Linked DNA regions of Mus musculus: regions 1, 2, 4, 5, 6 and 7 are each linked to region 3. A link is a loop called in an ENCODE intact Hi-C map of the cell type or tissue named here. Cell type or tissue: heart. All regions are shown on one strand. Each heading gives the region's core, and the rest is flanking DNA. Links, peaks and the distances in the headings are about the cores only. Region 1 overlaps Iqank1 (IQ motif and ankyrin repeat containing 1). Region 2 holds the start of Nrbp2 (nuclear receptor binding protein 2). Region 3 has its middle 23 kb from the start of Gm35087. Region 4 holds the start of Puf60 (poly-U binding splicing factor 60). Region 5 has its middle 21 kb from the start of Mafa. Region 6 overlaps Zfp623 (zinc finger protein 623). Region 7 overlaps Rhpn1 (rhophilin, Rho GTPase binding protein 1).

Region 1 (4,350 bases), core at 74-4,073, 140 kb before region 3:
GCTGCCTGTAGCTGCTCTGGCCTGGTGGCCCTGGAGTGTCCCTGAGGAGCCGGCTGAGTGCTGGTCACGTGCTCTGTCGGGGCCACCCCCACCTGGTCCTGAGGGCCCCCTGTGTTGGGGGGCGGGGGCTCAGCCTCAGGGCCCTGCTGCCCAGCTGCCCGCTGGGCCCTGCCCACCCTCTTGCCTCGGGGCTTTCGAGCTCGCCCTCGTTTCCCAGACATGGCCCTGAATCCAGTGCCTCTTTCTCCAGATGTCTGCTCCCCAGGGGCCTGGCTCATCAACTGGCCTGGTTAGGGAGCTCAGAGGACATCCCAGAGGCCACAAGAGGTTGCTTGCTCTCAGCCAGGTTCAGCCCTCTGCTCCCCGCTGTCCCAAGTGGCTGTGCTACCCCTTGGCTGATCTCCGCACCCCGGTAGCAGAGCCCAGGGCCCTGGCTCTGCCTATAGGCCCCACAGGTCCCACTCTGTGGCACTGGGCCACACCAGAGAGTTTATAGAGACTTTGGCGGCACAGTGGCTCACCCTAGCCGAGGAGGCTGACTAACACGCTGACACAGGGTGCGAGACTTTACAGGCCACAGACTTCACTGGCCAGACTGGGAGGGAGACTGAGAAACTGGGGGCGGCTCTCAGTAGCTAAACTGCTGCTTGAGGACTTGCCTGGTCCTGCCTGGGTGTCACCAAGCCCCCCCCCTTTACCCCACCCTCAGTCTCTGGTCGCGGGAAACTCAAACTGGCCACAGAGCCAAGAGCTGCATCCCAAATGCACCAGCCAGCCCTAACTGCCCAGACCCTCACTGGCCATAGGTCATCCCAACCCAGCTGACCACTGGAGCCCCAGGCCTACCCGGACGAACCCTGCCAGACAGGAGTTTGCCAGAGATGAAGGCCCACCCTAGGCCCAGCATGAAGCACTTGGGCCACACCGTGGGCTGGTGAAGACACTGAGCCTTCAAAAGTCTAGATAAAGAAGAGTCTAGCTTGGCTCCTGGGATGGGGTGTGGGACCTGACTACTGCCATGATTGGGAGTCCAGCACCCCCTTTAAATTAAAGCAAGGCCTAAGGGACCCTCACGTGGCCCACCTGTTAGTCCCAGGGGTGGAGCTGAGGGTCCAAGACCAACTCTCATCTGAGGCTTCCTTCCCAGGCCTCCTGTTTCGAGGAGTCGCTCCAGGTGACATCCTCCCCAGTTGCTCCCCAGCCCCAGCCCGCTGACTCACACCCACGCCCAGAGCCTCATCCCAGCCAACTCTGCTTCACTGGCCAGACTGGTTTGCCTGGCCCAGCCCTGCCCAGCACACACACACACACACACACACACACACACACACACTATCCACCCTGCCCCTGCCCAGAAACCCCAGGAGCTGACTGAGAGCTCCAGACAGGTGTCTGGAGAAGAGTAGGAGAAAGGCTTTGCTGAAGGGCTTGGGAAGTGGCAGGGGCATTGTTTGGGTGGGAGACAGCAGGTAGGACTACGAGAGGCATGCTTTTTAGGGGCTTCCACATGCCCAGGCCTGGGGTTTTTGGTTCCAGATACAGGTTGGTTCTTGATAGTAGCAGGTTAAAGGTGTATTTGCTGTTGGAAGACGAGGCTCATTAAAATTGCTGCATGTGCTGGCCTCGTGAGTCCTTCCCTAATAGCCTGGGAACAAGCCTAGCTCATACCCCATAAATGCCATCTGAAGTTGCAGGGCTAAGGAAGAACTCACATCCTTACACCTCTGCTACCTTTCCTTCAGGGAAGCCGAGAGAGAGTCGCCAGCTGCAAAGGAAGGCAAGTCATCCAAGCAAAGGGTCCTTCTCTGAGAACCCCCAGGCCCCTGCAGGTGAGAACCTGGGTGTCCTACATTTGCTGGGGGGGGGCGGTGATGGTTGTGGGACTGGCAGGAAGGGGACCGCCCTGGGCCCAGATATGCATGGTATGCATGAGTGTACATATGCACACGTGTGTACGCACAAACATGCAAAAGCATGCACGCCTACATGTATACATGTGTGCGTGCCCGTATAGTCTATGCAGCAGGCCAGAAACAGGCAGAAAATCCGCCCCCCACCCCCCCATGTCTTGCTAGCCCCTGGCTCCAGTCTGCCTCCCAAAGGTCTCACTGAATCTCCGGCCCTGAGCCTGTCGCCCTCTGGCGGTAGTAAAATGATCCAGCCACAGCTGTGGCTGGGGAGTCCCACCATGAAGTCCAGAGTCCTGTCTGTGCCTGCTTCCTGGGCTCCAGTGCTTAAGGACAGGAGGGCCCAGGTCCGGCCAGCCTGCTCCCTTCCTGCCTCGGGTCCCAGCTCTGTGTTTCCAAGACGCAATTAGGTTAAGACCTCAGTGCCGGGGCCCCCAACCCCATCTTCAGCTGCCCTTCTAACTACTCTCTGGGTGCCTTGACCCCAACACATCTAGCCAAGCTCCTCCAGGCTCATCCCTCCATCCACAATGTTCCCAGTGACTGGTGTCTGGACCCACTTCAGCTGGCCCTGGTGTTCCATACTTTCCCTGCCTGGTTTCTGGGTCTACTTAAGCTTCCGACGCCTATTCTCGTTGGCCACTCTGCCTTGCCTTGCCCTCTGCCTCTCCCTCCAAAGCTGTCTGTGCAACTCTCGGAAAATGCTGCACCCGTGTTGCTTGCGAACACCCATGTCTCCTGGCGAACCTCCGCCCTTCCCCTCCTCGGGTGCTGGGATCAGGAGACCCAGCCTTATCCCGAGGACAGGATGCATGTGAGGTCTGTAGGTTGTTCTAGTGTAGTTGTGTATGCCTAATTCATTGACCTGGGTTCTGCATAGCTCAGGGCCAGACAGTCCGGAGTCTCATCAGAGACGGATGTGTGGGGATGCAGTCTCCAATGGAGACTCAGAGCAGAGGAGATGCCAGATGGGAGGAGCCAGGATCCCTCAGAAGGGCTAGTGCTTGTTGCCCACACTGCATGCACACCACCTCTGTTGTCCCTTGTTCTTGCATATACTGGGAAGACCTTCAGTGGCTGGGCAGGGTAGCCTCAGGAATATTACTGCTGGGGTGCCAGGAGTGCATTTGGGGTTTTCCACCCTTTTTTTAAAAGCCTTATTTATTTAACATATATGAGCATCCTCTGTTGCTGACACACCAGAAGAGGACATCAGATCCCGTTACAGATGGTTGTGAGCCACCACATAGTTGCTGGGAATTGAACTCATGACCTCTGGAAGAGCAGACAGTGCTCTTAACCGCTGAGCCATCTCTCCAGCCCCTATTTGGGGTTTTCTAGAAGAGACCTCCACTCAGTTCAGGCTAATGATGGCCCTTTCACAGCATCTGGTGCTGGCTCAGAGCTGGGCAATGGTGGGGAGCAAGGGTGGGCTCCACCTGCAGCCCAGGCTCCCGGGCTTAGGAGTGGTGGGAAGATGCCGACTCTATCTTCTATGCAGAACGGACAGCTGGCTGCTATCCCAACCTGTTGCTATCCCAGGACTACTCCAAGAGACACTGAGAACATACCATTTTCCAGCCTTTTTTTTTTTTTTTTTTTTTTTTTTTTTTTTTTTGCTGCTCAGCCCTGATCACTATGGCTTTCTGATTACCCTCTGGGCCGTCAGCCAGAACTGATGGCCTGGGAAGAAAGGTGTGTTCGGCAGGGGAAGTCTGGTCCAGGTCAATCTTAGAAGGACGAATGCTGGGATCCAGTCCTCTCCACCACGGCCACTCTGTTCACAGCCTCCTGTCTGGGGTTCATGGGATGGTTATCAGGTGTCCCCAGATTCTAGATCCTCTCTAGGGATGTCACTCCACATGCCACTGTCCCCACAAACCTGTTCCCCACCTTTCCTCAGACCTCCCCTCCCATCCTTGTTTCCAGGGTGATTCCTCTCAGTATTTCCCAGGAGGCCGCCTTCCACTAGCACCCACTTAGGACACACTTCCACACTCCCAGAGCAGTGGATGGCCAAGTGCTCCTAAAGGGGGCCGTGTCTCCCTGCCATGCCTCAGGAACTTCAGGCCTAGCGGAGGTTGATGGCAGTTCATCTGGGTCAAGGTGTATACACCATGTCTGACCCGCCTTACCACCATTCACTCCCGCCCGGAGGCACGGATGAACAGCAGAAGACGGTGTGACACCATGTCTAGCTAGGCCTGGGTTGGGTCAGGGTTGGTGAATGGAGATGCAGATATGACAATCTCTCTCCTAACTCAGGGCGTCTGTGTATGCCCCAGACCTGTGGACTCAAGAGCCCCAGTCCAGATGTTCAAGGACTGTGTTGAGCTGTTTCCCCGTGCTGCAGGGACCATTACCATCAGTGGAGAGTCTTACAATACGCAGTATGCATCCATGCCTGCTATCCAGAAGTCCTGTGGGTTGGCAGCTAGACAGC
Region 2 (4,350 bases), core at 122-4,121, 62 kb before region 3:
AGGGATCCAAGAGGCACGTGGAGGTGGTCCCAGTATGACACCGGTGTTCAAGGAATGGGGGTTTCTCACCAGGGCTTGGGGCCAAAGGGATCCGAGGGCCTCCAGAGGCCAGGGCGTCCGGGGAGACCCTCATACTGGCTCGGCCCCACGGATCCCATGGCTTCTATCCTTAGGCTACGGGACGGCGGCGTCACCCGCACCCGTGCCCACCTGCTCCCGCCGCTTCTGCCAGCGGCCACACGGGCTCTCCTCCAGGATGTCGCTCTCGTCCTCGCTCTCGTCCTCCCGCTCGCGCTCCCGGCCTCTCCTCGGCGCCGGCTCCGGGGCCGCCATGGCTCGGCGAGCCCAGGCCGCCGCCCTCCGCGCAAGCCCTCGCCCCGCTCCCGCCCGCCCTGGCCCAGCGCCCAGCAGCCCAACCTGGAGCCCAGCGGAGCGGCCGCCGCGAGCCCTCCTCGGCTCCGGGAATTGGGAGGCGCGGGCTCGCAGCGGACCCGAGGGAGGAGCCGCCCCGCCCCTCCGGAGCCGCCTCTGCAGGCCGGTGCTGGACTGTAGCTCGATCCAGGGCGGCAGAACCCCGCCCCAGGCACGCCTCGTCCTCCCAGACCACTCCTGCTTCCCCCAAAGCTCCGCCTCAAAGAGACGCGCCCCTCAAAGGCACCACCCATTCCTGCGGAGGCCTCTCCAAGGTTTCCCAGGCAGCTGTGGTTCTCCCAGCAGACTGTGCCTGGCCTCTTCGGGAACCACTTTTGCCCAACTCTTGAAGCCAGTTCTTCCAGCACCGCATCCCGATCCTGCTCCCATGACAAGTGTCCTGAACTCGGCCCGATGTAGAGAGTCTGAATGGGGCATCAAGGGTCAAGGGCATCTGGGGGCAGGCACTTCAGTGGTAAGAAACCATATGGTCTCAGAAATGGGACCAGTTCCCTCCTCAGGTAGCCAAGGAACGCATCACTAAAGATGCACCGCAGCAGAGACTGATGGGATACTCTTTAAATCCTGACTGCCTGTCTCTTCCTGGACCAGAATTCCGTGCAAACCCACTTTTCATAATGGCGAGTTTCTCTTTTCTCCCCAAATGTGACGCTCTCCGTTCCACTATGGGCTCCCTTGAAGCAATGGAACCACGAAGAGGGAGCATTTCTCACTTGTCACATCCAGCAGACTCCCCCACCCCCCGAAAACCTCTATCCACCCCTCAACTGCCCTCAGTCCTACCTCTGCCCTTCTACCCACCGGCACCTCCCCTTTCTATATAGAGACCCTGGCTGTCCTCTGATTTAAACATCATCTGACCCCTGACCAGCTCTGCCCCCCACTCTGCTCCTGACTTCTGTCATAGCCCGCTCAGAATGCTGCAGCTTGCTGTGGACTTCTACCTATCCTGAGAAGGGTTAGCTAGTTTAGCAGATCAGGAGGGGTTAACCCTCTACTGGCCCTAGAAGTCAGAACAGGGCCAATGCTTGGAAGACAATTCCCATGTCCTTGGATCTACCTATTTGTGTCTGTTTAACTAGGACCCTAGCCACACTGGAGAGTCTGCACTAAGAACACAAATGATGAAGAGCCTTGTACCACAGTGTTAGCAGAGCCTCTTGGGGGGGGGGCAGGCACTACAGATAGAACCCGTTTTTTAAAAATGTGACATTGAGGGCTCGTTGGTTAAGAGTACTTCTGCTCTTGCAGAAGACCCAAGTTCAATTCCCAGCACTCACACAAGTTCACAATTACCTGTTACTCCACTTCCAGGGGATCTGCTGCCCTCTTCTGGTCTTGATGGGTACCAAACGCACATACATGTAGGCACTCATTATCACATACACATAAAATAAACCTTAAAAACAATGCACAACACCAAGGCTAGTGGCACGCACAGATCACAGCTGGCAGTAGCACATGCTGTCTAAGAACTGTAGGGGACAGGGTAACTGGATGCTCACACAGACGTCCCCTAGGTTCCATTCCACAAGACGTTTGCTACAGCTGGTTTCTCTAAGCAGCCTTTGTGGAGGTCAAACCTGCCCTCCTGACTGTTTGCTGCACTTGACAGGCCCATCCATCCCTCTTTGTGCTGACTGTGACTTATACATAGAATGCATCTTCTGTCACCCGTTGAGGCCACGTCCTTCAGGTGTTGACTCAGGTGTCATCTCTCCGACAAGACATCCCTAGGCTCCATGCTTGCACACCCTGTCTCCTCCCTAGCCTCACGAGACTTTCCCATGACATTTGGCGCTGGACCTGCCTGTGTTGGTCTGTTTCATCTGTCCATGATGGAATGTGGATCTATAAGGGCAGGGTGTCTGCTCTTGGTGCCAAGGGTAATGTTCATCACATGCCACGCCCTCATCAATGGTGTGATGGATGCGTGGGAGAAGGATGCATGAAGGCTTAGTAGGTGGTCCAAAGAGTCTCCCGAGGCAGCTGCATAGGAACCAAACCTCAATTCATTTTCTTCCCTATAGCCAGTCCCATGTCAAACAGGTATGTGCACTCTAACCCCTAGTACCTGGGAAATGGCCTTATTTTGAGACAAACTCTTGTTGGATCTAGAGAGGACTCTGGAATCCAACATTGGGCATGGAGTCTGAGGCTGAGGTGTGTTCTTGGTCACTTTCCTCAGCTACTGCTCCAGACCCAGTTGCCCTCCTGTCTCCGCCTCTACTCCTGTCCATCTTCCCATCCTGCCAGATGCTTACTATTAATGTCCTCTGGGCACACCCCGTCTCAATGGTCATCTGCTCCCTTGACATCTTGTCTTGTGCTTTAGCACTCAATTCCTTTCTCCTACCTCTTGTAGCTCTCCCAGGGATCCTTGGGTGTCCCTTCTGGGTCTCTCCGAGGCTGTCCCTGCTGAAGGGTAGGCAGCCGATGTCTGGTTTCTGAATTCCTGACCATTTCTTTCCCTCTGGCAGGTGGCTTTCCAGGCTTAGACAGATGTTCCCTGAGGCCAGATATTCCAGGGAGGAAGAGAGAAGGCCCCTCGCCTCATGGGCAGCACCCGGCATTGTGTTTTTTCGAAACTTGCCTCAAAGACCAGAGGAAAGCGGTAGTGAGAGGCTGGCCCCTTTGGGATGGGCACAAGGCCGTGGCTTCTGTTCTCGTTCCAAGGAAACCAATATTGATCTTCCAAGCTCCTTTGGGGAGCTCACCCCATGTGGCAGGAAACTACTGCTTCCCGACAACAGTCAATGAGGGCCAAACAGCCTCTCTGTAACTTAAGTTTGGAAGCGGTTCCTAGGGAGTGTGTGTGTTTGGAAGCGACCAACGGAGGGGGAAAAGAAAAAAATCAGCTGTTTCAAGAGATTTCAGGAGAATTGACATCTATTTAATCATTACTCACTACTAGGAAATAGAAGCAGCAGTGCTAAATGGAAGTGATGGGTCCTGCAGCCAAGCGCTCCTTGGGTACCAGGCCCCTCCTCAAGTGATGGAACTCCATCATACCCACCAAACGGCCTCCGAGGATGACTTGAGGATTGCGTTTTTATTCATTTCAACAATGTGCCCAAAAGATCAATTTGCACTTGGTCAATACAACAGAACAGACAAATACATGTGTGCTGTGTGGCGGGCACTGCTCTCCGTGGATGAGCTTTGAGCTCTTTGTGGGTTATCAGTAGTCACAGCATTCAGAATGCAGGAGACTCAACAACCATTCAGCTGCCTTCGGAGGAGAAGGAGGAGGGGGGAGGAGGAGACTAATGTGGACATACAAGTTATTTCTCTTGTTGAGAAGTCTTACTGGATGCCACAGGAAGGCTTATTCGCTTTTCAATATTGGCTAAAAAAAATAGATGGAAGTCTAAAACAACAATGAACTTGTGATACAATGTAACATTTCCCTTCTCTTTAAGAGAGCAATTATTACCAGGCAGTTATTGATGGGTGGTGGTGGCCCCCCATATCTTTTATCCCAGCACTGGGGAGGCAGAGGAAGGCAGATGTCTGCGAGTTTAAGGCCAGCCTGGTCTACAGAGCAAGTTCCAGGATAGCCAGGGTTACACAGAGAAATGCTTTCTTGGAAAAAACAAAAACAAAAGCAGAGGGGGTTATTTGAGCTATCCTAACAGATACCACAGGAGGCATGGTAAGTTAAAAAGCAGGAATTAATTTTCTCATAGAAGTCCAGGATCCCAGAGTCAGGATCTCTCCTGAAGCTCTCCCCTTGACATGTGAACAGGTTCTCCTCTCAACATCCTTGAACAATACCGGTCTGTATGTGACTGTCTTAACTCCTTTCTTCCTTTGTTTCTTTTCTTTCTTCCTAGATTTACCTTATTGTATGTGCAGTGCTTTGGCTGCGCATGTTGTATGTGCTGCGTTCATGAAGTGCCCATTGAGGCCAGAAGC
Region 3 (4,350 bases), core at 211-4,210:
CAGCATCCCAGAGACTGAAGAGTTACAGCCTCTTCTCACTCGTGTCGCCTGCAGGGGTTGGCTGAGGCTCAGTTCTGTCATCTTTACTCCAGGACCTAGCCAACCATCTAGAGCAGTGTGGTTCTTCCTGACTGATGGTGGGGTAAGAGTGCTTAGCACTCTCTGGCACTAAATACCATTACCTCACTGGCTATTACTGGTGACACAGCCTAGTGGACCAGAAGAGGACAAGGCAGTGCTTCCCTCTGTTGTGTGACTGGAGACACAGGGGCATCAGTGCACAGTCCCAGTGACCACCCTACACCTCATGCCAGGGAAAGGGTTGTCTCAATTAGGGCTTTATTGCTGTGAAGAGACACCATGACCAAGGCAACTCTTATAAAGGAAAACATTGAATTGGGGCTGGCTTAGTTTCAGAGGTTTAGTCCATTATCATCATGGTGGGAAGCATGGCAGTGTGCAGGCAGACATGGTGCTGGAGGAGCCAGAATTCTATATCTCGATCCAAAGGCAGAGAAGGAGACTGTATTCCACACTGGGCAGAGCTTGAGCATAGGAGACCTCAAAGCCCACCCCCACTGTGACACACTCCCTCCAAGAAGGCTATATCTCCTAATAGTGCCACTCCCTATGGGCCATGAATTCAAACACATAAGTCTATGGGGGTCATATCTATTCAAACTACCACAAGGGTCTTGGTCGTGTGAGGTATAACCCCAAGTAGGATGAATGAGGCATGCGTGGATGATGGTTCTGCTTACGTCATGTGGTACCGATGTCGCTAAATACCACTCTATCTCTGCCAAGTGAAAAGCACTCTCCCCATCTAACAGGTTTGTTTGTTAGTTTGTTAGTGTGTTTGTTTGTTTGGGTGTCTTCAGAGTTATTAACCCTCTGAAAGCAGGCACCAGCCACTGAGGACCTTCAAGCTCTCTTGCACTGAAATGTTAGGGGATGTATGCACCACCCAGTACACATCTTAGTAGAATTTCCATACAGACATTTTATTTGTATAGTTCCACAGATCAATAAAATATTTTTAAGACCATGTGGAAAAAAGCCTCGAGTTTCCTTCCAAAAACAATGGATACACTGTTGCGATAGCTTTGCATAGCCAGAGGGCAACAAAGGAGTGCTTGGCTGAGCAGGTCAGGGGCTGGGGCTGGGAGCTCTGAGGCATCGCCCTTAGAGTTTTACAATTCATGTTCAAGCTTCTCTTTTTTCCTTTCCTTTCCTTTCCTTTCCTTTCCTTTCCTTTCCTTTCCTTTCCTTTCCTTTCCTTTCCTTTCCTTTCCTTTCCTTTCCTTTCCTTTCCTTCTCTCTCTCTCTCTTTCTTTCTTTCCTTTTTTTTTCTTTTGGATTTAGACACATTCTCTCATTTGAGATATTCTCCGAAGATGATGTCAGAAGGCACAGGCTATCAACCCATGGGGGGCCGTGACCTCTTCGGTGGTGAACAACCCTTCCACAGACGTTGCCTAAGACCATCAGCAGATGCAAGTGTTGGCATCAGGAGTCATAACAGTAGCAAAATCACCATTATAAAGTAGCAGTGAGATAACCTTATGGGTGGGGGGTCACCAAAACATTAGGAAGTGCACTAAAGGGTCGCAGCATTAGCAGGGTTAGAGCCTGCTGGCATAGGGAAATGTCAGATCCTTTAGAGGCCGGGTTGCAACCCTAAGGGGTCATGTGGGAGAGGATCTTGGAACATCATGGCACCAAACCTGCTTTGAGTGTCATCTACACTGTAGGCTGACTTCTCTTCCCAATGTTTTCCTACTTCCTGCTCAATCTTGTGGTCACATGCAAATCAGGCCTGTAGGTTCACTGGCTGAGGCTATAAGGCACCCACTATGTTTCCAGGGCTATTGTTCATCTCCTTTGACCAGTTGGTCATACAATCTTCCTCCTCATGCCCAAAGAGACTTGAATAAAACAAAATGCACATTCTTTTCCTTTATATATTATATGCAGTAACCGGGATCTATTTTTAATAAATACTCCAGGATTAAGAGCACTGGCTTACTGTTCCAGAAGACCTAGGCTTGATTCTTGGCATCCATATGGAGGCTCACCCCATCTGTAACTCCAATTCTAGGGGACTCCTCTGGCTTCCACAAATACCAGAACACACATGATACACAAGACATACATGCAGGCAAAATACTCACACACACGAAACGCAAATCCATCTAAAAATATTTTAAGAGAGAGTGTCTGTAGTGGTGGGGAGGGGCATGGTGGCACAAGCCTTTAATCTCAGCACTCAAGAGGCAGAGGTAGGTGAGTTCGAGGCCCATCTCCTCTCCATAGTGAGACCCTGTCTTAAAAAAGAGAGAGAAGTTATCAGTTAGAAGAACTCCTATTCAATGAGTTTCCTAAAGCTTTTCTGCCTGGGGTCACGGTGTTTGGCGATATGGAATCTTGTGTGTGAGGAGAGTCTGTTCCAGGATGCACTCACTGGCTGTTTGCTGTCCCCAGACAGCGACGTCTCTCCAGAGACCCTGGTCAGCTGTGTGTTCAAGTGTCAAGGGCACGGGTTGTTTGAGATGATGTCAGGCTGCCCAGGCCTTTGGTCCTGCAAGAGCTGAGGTGGCTCCTCTCAGATCCAACACAATACCCTCTTTCTTCTGTTGGCAACACGCATGAGCCAGGAGCCCTTGAGTTTGTTGGAACAAGAGCCTTTGCTACCCTCTGCTGGACGCGTCTCATAACAGCGCCTGGCTGCTTTGTTAAAATACACACATGAAGTCATGAAACAACTAAGGGAGAAGTCAGTGACACAACAGTGCATCTCAGAGGTGGCTCTGCGACTCCGCGACTCTGAGACTCTGCAGCTCTGCGGCTCCTCAGCCCAGGGGTCCTTGCTGGAGCAGCTCTGAGCTGGCCTCCAAGACAGAAGAAAGGTCAGGCCAGGGGAGAAATTTGAAGTGCTTTTAGCATATATCCCGATCTGTCTCTTGCAACCCCTGTCCTCAAGGAGGGCCAGGCAGGGCCTCAACTGGTGAGATGTGAGGGTGAAGACAGGGGCCCAGCCAGCAGCCTGGCCATCCAGTGTCGCCCAGGGCCCCAGGGCCCAACATCTTTTGACCAAACCTGAAAGAGGAACCCAGGGAAGGGAAGACGAGCCTAAGGTCCTTAATGACTCCCATCTATTCTTCTCTGACCTTCTGTGGCTAATAGTCCTTTAAACGGTGGCCCCATCCAGTCCTACAGCAAATGCCCTCTCTTGATACTGCACCACCCTCCTGGATATCTTGCTGACTCTTGTCATTTGGAGGATTCAGACTTTCCTCCTAACAGGCTCTGGAATGTGTGAGAATCAAGGCTGGTGAATTCAGCAAGCAGGGCTCTGATGGGGGCGTGGGAATCGTCCACTGTGTGCTTGGTGTTCCCAATCTGTTACGTTCTCATAGACAGAAATGTCCCTGTCCCAGCATTTGGGTACCTAGAGGCCCCATTAGGGAAGGGTTATACAGGGTTATATAAGTGACAAATGCCTGTAACCCCAGCATGTAGAGAGTTGAAGTAGGAGGGTCAAGTTCAAGGCCAGCTTGGGCTACACGATGAGGTCAAGGCTAGCTTGTGTGTACTAAGACCTTCTCAGAGAGAAAGAAGGAAAAAAAAATACAGATAAAAGATTCACCCACCCCCATGCCCCGTATGTCAGTTTACAGATGATGGTTGACTTCCAAGAGCTCCTGCAGATGAGCAATTGACTTTGTAATGCATAGATTTAAGAGGCTGGGCTGAGGAATGTTCAAGTCCCATCTTGCAGGTGCTTTTCCACATGATAAAGCTTTTATTCTGAGTGAATAAGAACAAGAAACCCTGTCCTTTGAGGAGATGTCCACGGAGACGAGCCACTGGCTGAACGTCGTACACACCTTTCATCCCAACACTCCAGATGCAGAGGCAGGCAGATCTCTATGAGTTTGAAGTCAGCCTAGTCTACATAGTGAGTTCCAGGACACCAGAGCTATACAGCGAGGTAGACCCTGTCTTAAAACAAAACATCTAGCAATTGGCTCACACTCCAATGAGGCTCTATCTTAAATAAGACGCATCTTAAATTTGGTGTTCTCTCAGTCACGTTGGGTCCCTTTTATCCCAGGAGTTGGGGACCCTCAGGACACCCTGCTGTGTCAGACAGGGAGACAGAGTGGGGCTGGAGATAAGAGGTTCTTCTACCTCAGAACCTTCTGGAGTGGATAGCCGGATACCTCCCATTCCTATCGAGGTGTGCTGTTCATTTTTTTGAGACAGGGTTTCTCTGTGTAACCCTGGCTGTCCTGGAACTCACTCTGTAGACAGGCTGGCCTCGAACTCAGAAATCCGCCTGCCTCT
Region 4 (4,322 bases), core at 1-4,000, 73 kb before region 3:
CGCCCCGCGGGGATCCAGCAGGGCAGCTCCGCGGCCGGCCCACCCCGCCCAGCTGCCGGAAACTGGAGTCCTCGAGCCGGAAGCTGCAGTCGAGCCCCAGCCGTGGCCGCAGCCGCGCGCTCCCGCTCCGCCTCCGCCCCGCGTGCCGGGGACCACGGTAAAGTCCGTACGAGGTCCGGGTCGGGCCGCTGCGCACCCAGGGTCCCCTCCGCACCCTGTCCCAGCCGACGACTCACTCCTCCGAGCTGAGGGCCGCCCCCTGGCCGCGAGGGACTCACTTACGAGAGCTATAGTCGCCGTCGCCATCTTGCGTCCGTCGCGGCCGCCGCGCGCGCCACAAGCATCAGCTCCCTCCGCAGTCTCGCGCGATCTGGGCGTCGGACGCGGAAATCTCGCGACGTACGGCATAGCTACGAGAGCGGAGACCGAAACGCATTTCCGGGGCGGAGCAGGCCGTTAATGTACCGGAGGAGGACGGGGCGGGCCGGGGTTTTGGAGTGGCGACCCGGAGAGCCCTCCCCTGGTCGGGGGGGGGGGGGGTCGACATTTTTGAGTCAGTTCCGTCTGCCTCTTTTCCTACCACCCTATTTTAGTTGAGTCCACTCGCTGAAAGCTCGTAGACTGCGGAGACAGAAGACAAAAAGACTGATGCATCGTCCTTTGCATTGTCCATCTAAAGTCAGGAATCCTCATTCATTTTGAAATATGGTCTCTTTCCTAGTGAGAAAATAGCCGTTGACACGAAGATGGCCCCCAAAAGATGGCTCCCCAGCCTGTCCTGTGGTTATTGTCCTGTGGGCATAAATGTGTACGTTAGTCCCCAAGTCCTGAGCTATGTGTAAATATGTAGTTCATCTGGGCTTTGTGGCCGTAAGGCTGCCTGCAAGGCACCAACCACATCTGTAAGCTCAGGCACCTTCAAACTCCACCGGATAGCCATTCTCGTTTTCCACCCCTCGGGTTTTCAGACTTTAATATAGAGATCTTTAGCAAAACATGGCAGAATATTTTCCTCCCCCTCGGTACCCCCTTTAAACAGGAAAAAGCTCTACTGAAAGCAAACCTAAGTGGGCAGAGAAGTGGAATGCTGGGGAGCCAGGGGAGGGCCTTAGCAGGCTGGTGTGTGATGCTTGTGTCTTGAATTCTCCGAAAATGTGCAGATAGTTTAAAAAAAAAAAAAAAAAAAGTAGGTGCCTCCAGACTTCTATCCCTAATACAGGTTACTAGTCGTTCTGGCTCTGCCAACAGTGCCTGGAGATTAGCTCCTCCTGGGAACGAAGCGCTGAGACCCAGCTTAGCATCTCACTCTTAAGCAAAAGTGGCCAGCCAGAATCACCAAGCAGAAGAGCATGAAAAGAAACCAAGACAACAAAGGAAATGGAAGATACCTAAAGATGTTGCATCCCCCAAACAAGAAAATAAAGATCATGAACTTAGATTTCCCCATTTAAAAAAGAGAAAAATTAAAACGGCCAGGTGTTGGTGGTGCACTCCTTTAATCCCAGCACTTGGGAGGCAGAGGCAGATTTCTGAGTTCGAGGCCAGCCTGGTCTACATAGTTCAGGACAGCCAGGGCTACACAGAGAAACTCTTGTCTGGAAAAACACCCCCCCCCCAAAAAAAAACAAAACAAAATCTGCAAATGAGCGATTCGATAAGTTGAAAAATAAAGTTGAGCTATGTGTGGTGGCATATACCTGTGATCCCAGCACTCCAGAGGCAGGGGCAAGGAGAAGCTCTGTGAATTGGAAGCCAACCTGGTCTACCTTTCCAAGTAGTTCCAAGCAACTGCCAAGACTACATAGAGAGATCCTGTCTCAAAACACAAAACAGAAAACCCATAAAGTTGAAAGTTTCAAGAAAACAAGCGATAATCACATTGGCCAATATTCTTCAAGAATTAGAATTAGATGGGCCCACTAGAGACTCTGAAAATACACACACACACACACACACACACACACACACACACACAGGATGTTGAGTGGGCTGGGTCTCACCACCACCACCAGGGGGAACCCCAGGCACCACCCTCTGATAGTGATGGACCTTGCTTTTCAGAAAAATCTTTGGTAAGCTGATAAAAACTCTGAAATGTTGAATCTGTCTTCTCTAGAACTAGCCAGAGATCAGACTGCATGATGACAGTATTTGGCTGCTTTAGGTATCTTGTGAGTCAAAAGTGAAGAGTCAATGGTTTTTAACAAGCACTGCTTCTGAGTGCCTGTTCCAAGCATGGGCAAGGTGGATCTCTGTGAGTTGGAGGCCCTGCTGGTCTACCTTTCCACTGAGTTCCAAGCAAATTCCAAGATAGTCATGACTATATAGGGAGATCCTGTCTCAGAAAAAAAAAAAAAAAAAAAAAAAAAAAAAGATCAGGTTGGCCTTAAACTTTCAGATCCACCTGTCTCTGCCTCCAGTGTGATTCTATGTACCCCTGCCAGCAGCTGATGGAACAGATGCGGAGACCCACAGCCAAACGGAGCCTAAAATTGGAGATTTGTAACCACAGAATCAGCTAAGCTGGCCTCACAGGGCCTATGCTAGCTCCTCTGCATAAATATTATGGTTGTTAGCTTGGTGTTTTATGGGACTCCTAACCATGGGAATGGGGGTGTCTCTGACTCTTTTGCCCGCTCTTGGGACCCCTTTTCACCTCCTGGGTTGCCTCATCCAGCCCTGATATGAGGGTTTGTCACATCTTGTTATGCTGTGTTGGGCTGAGATCCCTGGGCGGCCTGCTCTTATCTAAAGGAAAACAGGAGAGTGGGTGTGATGGGGGAGGGGGAGCTGGGAGGGGTGGAAGAGGAAACTGTGATTGAAAGCAAAACAAAATTAAATTAAAAAAAGAAAAGAAAAAAGTCTTCACTCTGCCCTTGAGCCCTCTCAGAGCAGCTAGCTCCTGCCCGTGCTTACCCATAACCACCTGGTAAACAAATGTAAAACAATAGAAAATACAAATTCAACATCTCAATAATTTATCTAGGAGACAGGAGAGAAATCAATGAACAATTCAAGAAAATGTCATCTTTTTCTTTTTTTTTTTTTTTTACTGTAGCAGGTCACTGATAATTTCCAAAACACTAGGCAAAGAAAGAATGAGGAGAAACAGAAGAGCTCTTACACAAAAGGTCAGAATTCCGAAGCATGGCAATTCCTGGAACTAGAAGAATGTAACATGACACCCTTAAGTCCTGAGGAGAGAATGCTTTCAGCTAAACAAACTTCTCACAGTTTCACACGTCTAAGATTCGAATAAGGATAAACAGGCAAAGATTCCATAATTTCTCATCCATTCTTCTCTGGGAAGCTTCAAGTGGGGGTAAGTGAAGAGGAATGCATGGGTCCCGGAGAGGAGAGAGAGGCATGCGGACAGATCCTGGTGCAGGGCAGCCCACACTGAGGACTGAACCACAACACAGGAAGAGGCAGCAGGCTCACTCAGTGGAGATCCAGCAAGAGAAGGGTAGTCAGTTGGGCTTGGTCCTAAATATTGAGAGGAGCCCACAGATGAATTAATGGCAAACAGAAAGTAAGGAGCAGAGCTGGGGAGTGGCTCAGCAGTTAAGGGGGACTTGCCACCAAGCCTGATAATCTGAGTTCAACCCCTTGAGCCCAAATGGTGGGAAGAAAAAAAAAAAAACTAACTCCTACAGGTACAGGTTGCTGTATGACCTCCTTGTAAGCTATGGCACACACCACAACCACCACCACACACACACACACACACACACACACACACACACACACCCCATTTAAAAGAACTAAAAAGGAAAATTATTAACTTCAGAGAAAACAAAAAATTGTGCAATACGGAAAATATAGTGTAGGACACGTTGTCCTCTGCTAAAACCTACGCTGATGGAACTGTAATACTCATCACCGATGCCCATCAAAGTGGGGTGATGCTGGGGCAGAGAGTGGGCAGGTGATTAGCCCTACAGACTGCCATGTGGGGGCACCATGGAAAAACCAGTAAACAGGACTAAAAGCGCGCTTGTGGGGGCACGGTGGCACATGCCTTTAATTCCAGCATCATGTGAAAGTGAAGCAAGCCTGGTCTATGTAGTGAGTTTCTGGCTGTGATGACTATTCCTGGTTGTCAGCTTGGAATGAACTCCAATCCAGAAAAGGAGGGTACACCTGTGATCCAGATCTTGAGGCTGGAAAATACAGGCTTCCGACTGGACCCTGACATGCAAGTTGAGGCATAGTGACCATGGAAAGCTTAGGTCCAGGTAAGGTAGCCTTTAATCCTAGGAGACTGAGACAAGCAGATCTCTGAGTTCAAGGCCAGCCTGGGACAAAGTAAGGCCAGCACA
Region 5 (4,350 bases), core at 229-4,228, 430 kb before region 3:
CCTGGCGGCATGAGCAGCTGAGGGTCGCACCTTGATCCATAAGTTGCAGGCAGAGAAAGAGATGATGGGAATGGTATGAGTCTTTTGAAACCTCAAAACCTGTCCCCAGTGACACACCTCCTCCAACAAGGCCACACCTCCTAATCCTTCCCAAACAGTCCCACCAACTGCGGACCAAGTGTTCAACTATAGGAGCCTTATGGAGGCCATTCTCATTCAAATCACCACAAGGTTTCTCCATGGAAAACACAGGGGCCATAGTTACCTGAGGGCACTGAGCATGCTAGGATTCTTCATGAATCTGAGTCCTACTTCAGAAAGGGGGGTGACCAGCACAGGTTGGATAGGTCTACTCTCCACACTAGGATCTTCAGAAAACATAGACACTCCAAGACATGTATTTATATAGCAGTGAACCCTTTGTCAGCTAAACATATCTCAAGTAACATGGGGGGGAAGAAGGAAGTAGGGAGATTCACCTAGGCTGGGGTGGTTCTGCCATTTCCCTTTGTGTTTCTGCCTTAGGAGAGCACACGCCTGCCTCAGAGCACACTCACTGAGGGAGAAAGGCGCATTTGCCTCCCCACAGGGGTGTGTGAAGGCTGAGAGACTCCCAGCGATGCTCCTGTCCTCCGACCTCCTTCCATATTTCAGTTTCCCACTTTCCCAGGCCCCCCCCCACAGCCTGGATTAATTTGGGAAGGACAATGTTTATATTAACCGTTCATTTATCGACGTCTGCTTGCTGGGTCAATGGCCAAATTTATTGTCTCACAAGATGGGCCGTATCGAGCCAAACAGCCTCCTCCCTCCCTCCGACAGCCTAGGGTGGAGAGACGTTGTCAATATGAAGTCCACTGACCTTGGGCCTACTAGTCTCTGCTGCGAACTGGGGAAGGAGTGAGTGGAGCTGGCAGCAGGATCAGCCCTGCATACACAGACCCACTGTGGAACCCTCAAAGCTCAGGTGTCACTGACCCAGGCAGAGCACAAGACAGAGAAGTTGGGTCAGAGAGTCAGTTGACCATGCACACACAAGGTGCCTGCCATGCCTAGTCCAGGCTACTAATAGGATGGAGGAGGCAGTCACCCAATGACAGGCTAGTTCAGAAGTCAGAGTGGATAAGCAGTGTGTCAGAAGAGGTTCCAGGGGCCCCAGCCCCTGCAGTACTGATGCCCAGAGCCCAGAGGCATCTGAGGGAGCCAAGGATTCTCCTCATCTTTTAGCTGTGCCAGCCTTTCTTCCAGGAGGATGAGGAGTTGAGGAGGGTGAACGAGGCCTCTGATCTCTGCCCCTGCATACGAGCCACAGAGTTCTGCCATATTAGAGAAGGGGTAGCGAGGCAGGGCTGAAATCCTTTCTGCTCTCTGCCAAAATCCCACCATGCTGCCTCCACAGCGCCCCCCAGGAGGACTCAACCCTGACCTATGGCCTCAACAGATGGCTCCAGACATTCCTCGGGTGAGAAGCTACGCTCTGATGAGGACAGGAGGACCAGAGCTGGTGTCAGCATTCTGCAGGCGACTCCAAGCTCAGGTCTGTGACCACCAGGCTCTCCTGCCCCTCCTCTCACCCGGTTATTTCATTTATTCAGTCAACAGTGGACATACTATGTACCAAGTTTTGAAGATAACTATCAGCCAGCAAAAGACTCCCCGACTTCTGGAACAGCCCAAGGCTAGGGTGCAGGCTGCAAAGCTGAGGTGCAGGCTGCAAGGCTGGGGTGCGGGCTGCAAGGCTGGGGTGAGGGCTGCAAGGCTGGGGTGCGGGCTGCAAGGCTGGGGTGCGGGCTGCAAGGCTGGGGTGCGGGCTGCAAGGCTGGGGTGCGGGCTGCAAGGCTGGGGTGCGGCTGCAAGGCTGGGGTGTGGGCTGCAAGGCTGGGGTGCGTGCTAGGTGGAGTGGTTTGGTCAGATGCAGAGGAGATTACAGATATGATGAAGTGTCTGCCTAGGGACCTGGACATGTGAAAGTCCTGAGGCAGGCACTGTGGGCAGCAGGGTAGTCTGGAACACATGGGAGACAAGCACAGAGCCAGCCAGGGGGACTGTGGGACTCTAGCACATACTAGTTAGAGAATGGGGGCAGGGAGAGTGTTCTGCGCAGGTTGGGAATGGTATGTTCTGGTGTCTTTTGTTTGCGGTGCTTCTTGTTTGTTTGTTTGTTTGTTTGTTTGTCACCTTTTATCTCTGAATGGCCTAAAACTAGCTAGAGACCAGGCTGGCCTTGAACTCACAAAGAACCACATGCCTTGGCCCCCAAGAATTGTGATTAAAGTATGCAGCACTGCCCCATTCTGGGGTCTTATGAAGGTGTCTTGTGTAGGGTGTGACTGGAGATGGTCAGAGACCAGAGGTCACACAGGGTGGACTTGTGCTGTGCCTCCTACAGGTTGGTTGCCTACTCCCTCACTCTGCCCAAAGCTTTCTAGGCTGTGTTTCACCACACAACCACTAGGAGGCGCACAGAGCCCAGATAGGTAACAGCTCTATGGAGGCCAGGGGCTAGTCAAAGGGCTCATTTGTTCACAAGCCTCTCGTCGATAGCTTGGGACGGCAGCAATGTTGATTGAGATGCCACACTTGAGTTAGAATCTCCACGAATGGTGATGAGCATTGATCAGCTCATCAGGGAACTGGCCCTGGCAATAGAGAGGGGAGGGGAGACTTAAGAAGGAGAAAGGGGAAGGGAGGAGGAGAGCAGAGGGGAGGGGGATGCAAATCGGGACAGACGGGAGGGGGCGGGCACGAACACAGCTCCACCCCCAGCCCCTTCAAGGTCTTATTTAAGCCCTGCCTCTCTACCTGTGACCCCGGGGACAGGAAGATCCCCACGTCTGTGTTCCCTTCAACAGAGGCGGGAGCCATGCCAGACCCAAATGCCTCTTCGCAGTTTCTTCTTATACACATAATTAATCGCGTTATTTCCTTGAGCTGTCTTAGATTGTAGACAAATGATTGAGGATTTCCACGTCCCCTTGGAGGGGGTTGTTTGTGTGTGCACGCCCTGTCAGCCGCAGCTTGCATTGCAGTGATAGAATGGTTCTAGCTTTCAGTCCTGTGGTGACTGGTCACAATCCCAAAGCCACACCCACCTACCTTAGACTTGGCCCCTGTCTGTGACTCTGCGGGACGGGGACCAGGCAGCACTGCTATCTCCAACCTTTCCTGCCAGCAAAGTTAATCTGCTGCTCTTGTCTTTTGCGTAAGGAGTCTGTCAGTACTGGGTCATTTTCTGTTGTTTGAACGGACTGTGGTTCATTCATGCATCACTTGCTGAAGAGCACCTTGGCTGCTTCACCACAGAAAAAGCTGCTGGAAACACTGTGTGGCTTTGATGGGGAATGTGGTTTTGGTTTTTGTTCTTGTTTAACAGGCTGGCAAAAGCCACGGTGCACCACCATCCCTGAGGCCTGCACCTCCCTTGGTGGGAAGCCACCTGTCCTTCCGTAGAGGCTCTGAGCTGCAAGAGAACAGTGTGTTGCTTCCTGATGGGCTCTGTACCCCCTGGGGGTACAGGATGGGGTACGCGCCACTGCAGAACACAAGCCTCCATCCCCTTACCCCTGTGGGCTCCTAGTCACCTCTGGCTCTAGTTACCAGACCAGTTGGTCACACTGGGTGTCTACATACCATCCAGCAAGTCATAGTTGAACCCCCTCCCCCTTCCTTCATTTCTATCTGTCTCTCTCTCATCCCCTCCCTCCCACTCTTTATGCCTGTATCCTCCCCTCCCCTCTCTTCCTCTTGAACACTTCCAGCCTTGGGTCCTGCTTATATGTGGACTGACCCCACACAACTGTGTCATCATGTCCTGTCTGAGCTTTCTCTCCTGTGTGCCTATCACCTGGATGGTGTAGCGACTCTCCTGTGGCTACTTCACTCAGCTCTCTGAGCTTGCGACGGCCTCTTCCTTGGTTCTCTCTCATTTCTCGGTACCCTGACCTCCAACATGTGCTTTGTGAGACTCAGAACACCTCAGAGGTCCCTATTCTGCAATCCTGAGTCTGGTATACGTGGGGGTGGGGGTGGATGAAAAGGGTTGCATGCCTGATGAGACACTTTACCTTTCTGACCCCTTTGTATCCGCCCCTACTCTACCCTGCTGGAACCTTCCGGTTTCTTCTCTGCTCTCAGCAGTGTGAGGTTTTATGGTTGTCTGGGTCTCTTTCTATCAGGCAGCAAAGCTTGGGTCCATTTATGGGAGTAGGGAGGGGCCTTCTTCTCTGTCTTTAGCATAGTCTGCTTGGTCCTGTCCAATCTTAGGTGCTTTGGGCGACAACTAAAGACCTTTGGTCTCACTGAAGGAAACTCCTACCTCTCCCTAAAAAACATCCCTCTGCAGAGTCCCGG
Region 6 (4,350 bases), core at 80-4,079, 210 kb before region 3:
TTTATTCTCCTGATGGAATTGTTGTCTCTAAGGTTTACTGCCTCCATCTCCTAGCTTGCTAGTCCTGGAAGCTTCTAGCCTCTGTCCAATCTAATCTAGGCCTAAACTTGTTTTCAGCCCCTGAGACTTGCTGCTGAATAAGCTCATCCCTTCTGGTTCTTTCTGGAATCTTCTGGCTGGTTTAACTCAGCTGTTCTGTATCAAACTTGTCTCCCAGCTGACTCACTCAGTCTGGCTTCTGAATTGCTCTGCTTGGCCTCCAACTAAGTCTGGTACTCTGTTCTAATCTTCTGGCTCGTTCTCTCCTCAAACTGTCTGTAAAACTGCCTCTCTTCTTTCTCTAGACTGCGGGCCCCTTAAGTGGCTTCCCTTTCTTTTCTCTTCTAGTAAGAGTTGGTATATCCTGTTCTGTCAAATCTTTCTTGATTTGTCACCTTGTCCGCCTCTCAATCAGACATCACTTCCAAACATGGGTGCTTCCTTGTACAAACTATCTTTGCCTTCATTGTTTGGGATTAAAAGTGTGAACTAAGGGTGTGTCTGTAGTCCAGCCAGAAGGATTAAAGGTGTGTGCTAAGGGCTGAGCTAACAGTATCTTGGTGTTCACTGTGTGATCCTATCTTGCAGCATGGGTGTTTTGCCTGCTTGTTAGTCTGTCCATCATGTGTGTACCTGGTACCCTCAGAAGCCAGAAGAGGGCGTTGTATCCCCTAGAATTTGCGTTACAGAGTTGTGAGCGGCTATGGGGTTCTGGGGAACTTGAACCCGGGTGCTCTGGAAGAGTAGTCAGTGCTTTTAACTGCTCAGCCATCTCTAGCTGCCGAGTTGTAAGAGTCACCGAGAGGCACACATGATTCTAAGCTCTTCTTGTAAACAGCTGCAGGCTTGTGTCCAGGTAGCGTAGTCATTCTAAGTCTGATATAAGGGGCTGAGGTGCAGCTCACTGGTAGAGCACTTGCTTAGCATGCATAATATCCCGAGTTCCATCCTTAGCACTCCATAAAATAATAAAAGTCAGAAGGTATCGGTGGTTTCTAAAACGTGAGCGTATGCAGGTCCTTGCCAAACCCTGTGGCTGGCTGGGTTGCCTTGAACTTCCTTATACTGAATGCCAGTGAGACTCTGGTGCCACGGGCTGGCAGCACTGCCTTGCTGTAGCTTTAGGGGTTCTGAAGCTTCAGGCTTGCATGGAGCAGAGCAGAGCACTGGCCCCTGAGAACAGCCAGCTCTTAGAAGGGGTGATGGGAAAGGTTGAGCTCAAGTGTTGTCTTGGTTAGGGTTTCACACTGTGAACAGACACCATGACCAAGGTAACTTTTGTAAGGGACAATATTTAACTGGGGCTGGCTTACAGGTTCAAAGGTTCAGCCCATTATCATCAGGGTGGGAGCATCTAGGCAGGTATGCAGGAGCTGAGAGTTTTCTGTCTTGTCCCAAAGGCAAATAGGAGAAGAGTACTATCTTCCAGGCAGCTAGAACAAGGGTCTCTTAAAGCCCACCCCCACGGTGACACACTTCCTCCACAAGGCCACACACACCTCCTAATAGTGCCACTCCCTGGCCAAGCATATTCACCACAACTGTCTAGTAAGTGACTCAAGTGTTCCTGCTAATTCACCTACATACTTGGGGAAGAATGGTGGTAGGAGGGGATTGGAGAGCCTTGAAGGTTTTAAAATAGAAAGTCACCATTTCATTTATGCTTTGAAAGGGTCAGCCTGCTGGCTTTGTAGAAAGGCCGTGGAGGAGGAGAGTGTGAAGACAGGTTAGAAGACTGTCACCCTGGTGCCTTGAGAGACACCAGTAGAGGGAGCATTGAGGTTCTGAGACAGGAGCAGGGTGCAGGATAATGGCCTGGCCTACAGGTCAGAGAGCGCATAATAATACATAATACATAATAAATAATATCTTTTTTTTAAAAAAAAAGTAACAGAGGAGAGGAGATGTAAGATAAACTCAGTGACCATTGAGTGTCATTGTGGAGAGGAGAGACAGTAACTGGAGAGGAACTAGAACTTGGGAAGTTAGCTTGGTATTCATGTTCTTTGAGATAGGAAATTGGGACGTTCCCCAGAGTGCTTGAGACTAGATAAGTGTACCATTTAGTTGTTTGTTTTTCTTTTTTAAGATTTATTTATTATTATATCTATGTACACTGTAGCTGTCTTCAGACTTACCAGAAGAGGGCATCAGATCCCATTACAGATGGTTATGAGCCACCGTGTGGTTGCTGGGATTTGAACTCAGGACCTTTGGAAGAGCAGTCAGTGCTCTTACCCGCCCCATCTCTCCAGCCCCCCATTTAGTTTTTTAAAGTGAGATGCTGATGCTCCACCTACAGGATGTCAAAGGCCTCTTGTTCCCTACTGTGTCACTTCCAGCTTGCTTTCCCCAGTTAGTGGAAGAACTCGCATTACTGTGTGCTGACTTGGAATGGCAGGCTAGAGGAGCAGAGAGGTTTTTATCTCAAGAGGGAGGGCGCGGTGGCTTGATGAGATGGGATGGGAGAAGGCCTAGAGCAAGTGGAGGTGAGGACCTTCTTCAGGTTAAGTACAGCTTGATTCCTGAAACCAGAGGGAGGAAGGCTGATGGGAACGCAGGTCAGTGGTGGAAGTGGCCATTCCTGTCTCCCTGCCTTTCCTCTCACTGAAGTAAGGGTTAAGGGGTAGGAAAAAACATTAGATATTTTAAATGCTTATTTTATGCATATGAGTGTTTTACCTCTGTGTGTCTGTGTGTGTTCGTGTGTGTCTGTGTGTGTGTGTGTGTGTACCACATGTGGTCCTGGTGCCCACAGAGGTCAGAATGTGGCATCAGATCCCCTGGAGTCACAGACAGTTGTGAGCTCCCATCGGTTTGTGGGCTGGGAACCTGGGTCCTCTATGAGAACAGCAAGTACCCTCAACCTCTGAGCTGTCTCTAGAGCTCTAGTGATGGATTAAAAAGAAGAGTTGGGTGAGTATAGAACATGGCTGACACACCCTTAGGGTGTCAGAGCTGTCAGTGTAGAGAGCAAGAGTTCAGACAGATCCAAAACAGGTGGGATCTAGCCAGAGCTGGTCTCACACAGGTGATGGGAAGAAAAGGGCAGGTAAGGTGCAGGAAAGGATTCTTTTTTTTTTTTTTAAAGATTTGTTTGTTTATTTATTTATTTATTTATTTAGTAAGTACACTGTAGCTGTCTTCAGACACTCCAGAAGAGGGTGTCAGATCTCCTTACAGATGGTTTTGAGCTGGGATTTGAACTCAGGACCTTTGGAAAAGCAGTCAGTGCTCTTAACCGCTGAGTCATCTCACCAGTCCATGCAGGAAAGGATTCTATACCAGTTCCTCACTGCAGGTACTGAAATCAAAGAATGCTTGAGTTTCTCAGAATGTTGTAGTTGCCAGAGTGATGGCACACACCTTTAATCTCAGCACTGGGGAGGCAGAAGTAGGTGGATCTTCGTGAGTTTGAGACCAGCTTGGTCCATATTGTGTGTTCTAAGCCAGCCAGTGCCACAGAGTGAGACCCTGCCTTAAGGAGAAAATGTGTAATGTTTGTATGCTCTCTATCTACTTACAGCTTTCTGTCCTTTAAATCATCTCGTTACTTATCACACCTAATACATTGTGACAAGTAGGTAAGTATGTTGTTTTCAAGGAATAATGGCCCTTCCCCGAAAAAGGGACACGTTCATGTTTGGTACAAATGTAGGGGTTTTGTGTGTGTGTGTGTTTGCTTGATTTTGTTAATTTCTTATCTGAGGTGGGCTAACTTTTGGGTATAGAGCCCAACCATTTATGGGGGCTAAGTAGATATAAAGTGAGAACATTGTGCCAGTGAGGCTAGGACAGGAACTGCCCGCATCACTCCAATCATTAAGGGATTTCACAGAGGGAACCAGATTATAAGGCCACTGAAAGAGGGAGAGGTTAGAAGTGTGGAGATTCTAACTGGGTTCTTGGCTTCAGGCTCAGTCACTATAGGTCAGAAATGCTGCTAGCACTGAGGCCCTGAATGCTACAAATAGCCTAAAGGGAGATGCATTCTGGGTAGGGACAAGATAAAGATCACACGATGCAGAATGTGAATGAGGGTGGTGGGCAGTCGGAGTGATAGAGTTTATTTGAGTGATCTTGGAATTACATGTCTTGGTTTTTAAGTAGAGTCCTGACTATATCCCTATCCCTCTGTCACCCACACAGGACACAAGTTAGAAGAGTGCTGTGTAGCACAGCCTATTTGTCCTAAGGTTGGCCATATCACAGGTCGGGCCGCAGGAAGCCTTCCCATGTGGGTGGCTGATTGGGGCTGGTAACAGTGAAGGTCAGAAGTGTGGGCAGAGGAGGTGCTTCCTCTCTGTCGGA
Region 7 (4,350 bases), core at 106-4,105, 440 kb before region 3:
GGGGGTCAGGCTGAGGTAAAGGCCCTCTAGCCCGGGGTGCTGGAATCCTAGAGGACCGCTAGATACTGCCACCACCTCACCGATCCACATTCTCCGCAGTCCGCTGGCCTGAAGGAGGGCGACTACATCGTGTCCGTGAACGGGCAGCCGTGCAAGTGGTGGAAGCACCTGGAGGTGGTGACACAGCTGAGGAGCATGGGCGAGGAAGGCGTGAGCCTGCAGGTCGTGTCATTGCTGCCCAGCCCTGAGCCACGTGGCACAGTAAGCGCTTGGCCTAGGAAAAGCTCCCCAACCCTCAGTCCTACCCAGCCCTGGTTGTCCCCAACCCCACCCCCGGGTCCTCAAAGGGAAAGTAGCTAGGTAGCCTTTAGTAGGAGTGGCTTTCTGGGCAGTGGTCACCTCTGATGGTGCCTCCATAGCGTGGCTACTGTCCTACTCCAGATGAAGCGCCCAGACCACCTTGGTGGGGTTTTTGTCCCCAGAGTAGACCAGGCTATCCCAGAGGTCACATCTGTCCAGCATGGCCACCCCGGGTTTGGGTGGCAAGCAACAAACAAGGAGCCTCGCATGGCCACTTCAAATGCCCCTAACATGCCCCTAACACACCTATGGCTCCTAGAAGGCTCTAATATTTTCTCAGGGTGGCCACAGATAGGGCAGGCAGTGATGGCTGACAACATCCATCTCTGTCCTGGCTGCAGGGACCCCGACGGGCAGCACTGCTGTGGAACCAGAGAGAGTGTGGTTTTGAGACACCGATGCCCACACGTACCCGCCCCTGGCCCATCCTTGGCTGGAGCCGCAAGAATAAACAAGGCAAGACTGGAAGCCACCCTGACCCCTGCACCAACAGGAACTGTGTCACCTGCCCCTGAGCTGGACACCCCGTATCCCTGTGTGCTCAGGATGGCTGTGGGGGCCATACTCCTATGTACATCACCCTGGAATCAGCTCCAACTAGCCAGATGTGCCTAGCGGGGTCTGTCCTCTACTCTTGGGGACTATCAGGCTGCCCCCACCTTGCTTAGAGATGTCTATTAAAAATGCTGGTCAGATGAGGTGAGTCTGAGTCGGGTACTGAAGCTTCGGTCACTTTACCCCACCAGAGAGATGTCTCAGTGTAGTCCAGATGTAGTTTCCCTCTGCAGAGGGCAGCAGAGCTGGGGCTGTCCTCCAGCAGCAGGCCCCTTGGCCCCTGCCATGCCTCATCTACTCTGCGGATGCCTGGCTCTATCCTCACATCCAGTTGCTCTGGGCATGTACCCTGACGGCTCCACCCTGATTCTGCCTGGTTCCTAGTAGCCCTTCTGGTCACCAGCCTCCCTTGCTGGTTAGTCAGCTCTTCCGTGTGTAAGATCTCAGCAAAGACATTTTTATCTCCAGTCCCCTCATGCTTCCCCAGCTTCCAGACCATCCTGTTGCCCATTCTACCTGCTCCCACGCAGGTCCTGACAGGTTCCCCAGAAGGATGGGCTCAGGACCCGGACTCAGAGGGACAGGGTGGGGACACCATATGAAACGCAGTCCTGAGCTATGCATGGCTGAAGCCATGAAGATGCTCTCCCTCAAAGGCCCTGGAAGGTTCCGCATGGAAACAGAAAGGCTGTATGTATCTCCGTGGTAGAGAATGCAAGAAACCCTGGGCTCAGTCCCCGAACTAGAAAGAAAACAAAACAAATTAGATGGAGAACTTGCTCTCTGCAACCACCAGGGGGCGGCTGTCACCCATTCATGCAGCCCGAGGAGGCTGCAGCTCTTCCAACCCCCAGGATTCTGAGAACCTGAGGACGGCCCAGGAAAGAGAAGCAAGCGGCCATAGTCAGCAACCCACCCACGCCCTTTCAAGCCTCTGCCCAGGGGCTCCCAGGGGAGAGCACCCAAGTCCATGCTCCAGGTCTGCCTACACAGTCCAGGGCTCTGCCGCCCATCACCCTGGCCAGACATCCGCGTCCAGGGCCAGCCGGTGAGTGGAGTGAGTCCTGAAGACGCAGCTTTCTTCTGAAATAGGAGAGGCACCCACCCAGGGGATCCACTCACCTGCCCTCCCGGGACAATCTCCAGCTCAGCAGAATGGACAAGGCCGCTCAGGCTCCGCAACACTTGCAAATTTTATTAATAAAACTGTGTGTCAAGGAAGCCATTACATGATAATCAGGAATGACAGGGGGGCAGACCTTGTGGAGGACAGTAAGCGTGGGACACACACACAAGCACATCTTGGGTGATCTGTTGAGATGACGCCTGGAGCTGCCCCTCGCCTGCACAGTGAGTGGCTAGGCTACCAGGGCCTGTCTGTACCCTCTCCACTAATCTTTCCATGCCGCCTTCGCCTTCACTCCTGGGCCCTTGCTAACTGAGCTCTCTGCCTTAACTCTCAAGTACCTGGCTCAAAAGTTTCCCCATTTCAGGGACCTCTCTTAAGGCCCTTCCTGTGCTGTGGAGACTCCTCCCAGAAGGAGGACAGAGGTCCTTGACTCAGGCCCAGCTGTCAAGGTGAGAAAGCTCCCAAGACCAGGTAGAGTCTAGAATTCCATCTGGGCTAGGACTGAGTGACCAGGGAAGCCCTACCTAGCCCTCTGTGTGAACTTTTTAGACGAGAAAATGGGTGTATGTAACGCACACTGGCATGCTGGAGGGTATTGGCCCTGATCTTCACACACACTGCTACCCTAATGGACCAGCTGATGGGTACCCCACCGAGAATGTGAGCAATCCTGGTTCTGGCCCATTTACCCTGGCTTATCTCTTCCTACCATCCCACCCCACACAGTTCCCCAAACCTTCTGACCTAGCTGGCATCTTCTCAGCCTTTAGAGTCGATGTCCCCACCTTGGGCTGCTTTTGCTTGGCCACACCCCTGCTCAAAACTGCAGCCTCTGGCTTGTGGATCACAGGTGAACCCTGGGGTCATGAACAAGGATAGGGCCAACTGGCTAGTGAGGGCTCCGAGTACCTGCAGAGGACAAGTGACATATGTCACACATGTGCTGCCCAAGAGGGAAGAACAGGGACCGGCCTGTCTCCTCACAGCCAATGAGGAGCCAGGGTCCAGAACCATCAGGGAGATCACAAGGCTCGTAGAAGTGAGGTGCCTGTGCGCACTGGCCACACATACAACCCAAGTCAGCTCACACCACGGAGGGGTGCTTCATTTTCAGAGTGGCTCCCTGGGCAGGAGGCTGAGACGTGCGTATGCTGTGATTCCTTTCTGCTTTGCCAACAAAATCTGCCGAGAGGGGAAAAGGCAAACTCTGTTTTGCTTGAATCAGCAGTGAGAGGCCCGGAGATTAATGTGGGAGAGGGAGGCGCAGAAGAGAGAGTGGGGGTGGAGATGGAGTGAGGGCGGGGTGCACGTGGAGTGGGGGGCTGGTGATGGATAGTCAAATAGAGATGGCCAGGTGGAAGGACCCTGCTACCTGCCTCAACCTCAGGGGCCTCAGGGCTACCGTCTTCTAGGCCCCTCCTTTCACATGTGTGCTTTGGGTCTGAGGCCCAGCCCAGAGCCTCCGCCTACCACTCGCACCCCCCATGCCCATCAATATTTTATTTTGTTCATTGTTCCCACTGGCCAGGGATTTGTGAGTTCAGCTGCAGACATGGGAGAAAGCCGTGCACCAAAGCTCCCAGGCCGGGGAGGTGGGTCCCTGAACTCCTGTCATCCCTTAGTAAATTTAACACTACACGGTTGGGCTGTCCAAGGAAGAGGGGTGAAGATGCAAGCCAGACATGTGTCCTGCCTGATGGGGCACCTAAGTCAGGAGCCCACAGTAGGGGGTGGGGGGGTTCTGGCTGGGTACTGGCTCAAGTGGGGAGAGGCAACTGATATAGGACAGATGCAGGAGTGAGCTACTCAGAACTATAGCCCAGGCGGGGGAGAAAAAAGATGGCCAAGCCAGAACAAGGCACAGAGTTACAGCGGTTTAGTTGCCTGTGCCTCCGTTTCCCAAAATAAGAAAGAGGGTGAAGACCTGCGGCTGGCCTTGGAGGAGCTAGATCAGTCCAGATCACACTAGCCTGGCTAGAAAGCCTATCGGCTTTCGGAAAGCCACTGCCAGAGAACAGCCATCACACCGTGGCCTGCCACGGCTCTTTACCAAGAGCACAGAACCCACAACTCTGGTGGGCAGGGCAACAAAACTCTCTAGACAATGGGGGCCCAGGACCCTGGCTCCCTCGGGAGTAGAAATGTTCTTGGCCCTGTTCCAAGAGCAGAGGACACTAGACAGGCCCAGCAAGGGCTCTGCTCTGACTCAAGAAAAGATGCACTGTACCCGTATAGGCCACTGAGACTCCAGTCCCAGCTATGTATGTCCTGTGGCTCTTCCTTCAGCTCTGAGGAGATGAGTGGGC

Evidence for each region. Peaks named below come from ENCODE experiments on the same cell type or tissue, not always from the same donor. Only the 100,000 strongest peaks of a DNase experiment are listed, where the experiment ranks them.
Region 1: it touches region 3 in a loop (8-fold over the local background); 2 of 42 quality-filtered maps call a loop at or near these places.
Region 2: a loop joins it to region 3, with 4 times the contacts of the local background. A loop is called at or near these places in 30 of 42 quality-filtered maps.
Region 4: it touches region 3 in a loop (6-fold over the local background); 30 of 42 quality-filtered maps call a loop at or near these places.
Region 5: it touches region 3 in a loop (2.9-fold over the local background); 3 of 42 quality-filtered maps call a loop at or near these places.
Region 6: it touches region 3 in a loop (2.8-fold over the local background); 13 of 42 quality-filtered maps call a loop at or near these places.
Region 7: a loop joins it to region 3, with 4 times the contacts of the local background. A loop is called at or near these places in 3 of 42 quality-filtered maps.

Annotation. Positions count from the first base shown.
Region 1 is chr15:76,013,161-76,017,510 of GRCm38, forward strand. Iqank1 (IQ motif and ankyrin repeat containing 1) reads left to right here. Exons shown (of 14, transcript NM_001370920.1): 3 at 1,743-1,829. It also overlaps a transcript of Fam83h not described here. Among named protein-coding and RNA genes, the nearest start is that of Iqank1, 5.5 kb to the left of the region's middle. In heart, for the core only: a CTCF peak has its summit at 2,157 (motif pointing left); DNase peaks (open chromatin) are centred at 221 and 2,171; H3K27me3 peaks cover 2,006 bases.
Region 2 is chr15:76,091,161-76,095,510 of GRCm38, forward strand. Nrbp2 (nuclear receptor binding protein 2) reads right to left here and starts at 530. Exons shown (of 18, transcript NM_001358359.1): 1 at 211-530. The coding sequence starts at 333. Gm41349 (a long non-coding RNA gene) reads left to right here. Exons shown (of 4, transcript XR_003951571.1): 2 at 174-886; 3 at 4,269-4,350. In heart, for the core only: CTCF peaks have their summits at 254 and 1,765 (motif pointing left); a DNase peak (open chromatin) is centred at 571; H3K4me3 peaks cover 861 bases; H3K27ac peaks cover 796 bases; H3K27me3 peaks cover 2,906 bases.
Region 3 is chr15:76,153,426-76,157,775 of GRCm38, forward strand. No RefSeq gene overlaps it. Among named protein-coding and RNA genes, the nearest start is that of Gm35087, 23 kb to the left of the region's middle. In heart, for the core only: a CTCF peak has its summit at 2,706 (motif pointing left); a DNase peak (open chromatin) is centred at 2,696; H3K27ac peaks cover 1,029 bases; H3K27me3 peaks cover 705 bases.
Region 4 is chr15:76,080,568-76,084,889 of GRCm38, forward strand. Puf60 (poly-U binding splicing factor 60) reads right to left here and starts at 379. Exons shown (of 12, transcript NM_028364.2): 1 at 283-379. The coding sequence starts at 306. It overlaps Gm48952 (a long non-coding RNA gene), which reads left to right and starts at 1,959. Exons shown (of 2, transcript XR_003951572.1): 1 at 1,959-2,072; 2 at 3,059-4,322. In heart, for the core only: a CTCF peak has its summit at 2,031 (motif pointing right); DNase peaks (open chromatin) are centred at 64 and 384; H3K4me3 peaks cover 1,678 bases; H3K27ac peaks cover 3,004 bases.
Region 5 is chr15:75,725,318-75,729,667 of GRCm38, forward strand. No RefSeq gene overlaps it. Among named protein-coding and RNA genes, the nearest start is that of Mafa, 21 kb to the right of the region's middle. In heart, for the core only: a CTCF peak has its summit at 2,452 (motif pointing right); a DNase peak (open chromatin) is centred at 2,444; H3K4me3 peaks cover 836 bases; H3K27me3 peaks cover 2,817 bases.
Region 6 is chr15:75,942,699-75,947,048 of GRCm38, forward strand. The region is part of intron 1 of Zfp623 (zinc finger protein 623); the gene reads left to right. Among named protein-coding and RNA genes, the nearest start is that of Zfp623, 3.9 kb to the left of the region's middle. In heart, for the core only: a CTCF peak has its summit at 1,814 (motif pointing right); no DNase peak of the experiment used is centred there.
Region 7 is chr15:75,713,351-75,717,700 of GRCm38, forward strand. Rhpn1 (rhophilin, Rho GTPase binding protein 1) reads left to right here. Exons shown (of 15, transcript NM_001163465.1): 13 at 1-15; 14 at 100-261; 15 at 702-1,069. The coding sequence ends at 875. Among named protein-coding and RNA genes, the nearest start is that of Rhpn1, 11 kb to the left of the region's middle. In heart, for the core only: a CTCF peak has its summit at 1,707 (motif pointing right); no DNase peak of the experiment used is centred there; H3K27me3 peaks cover 3,040 bases.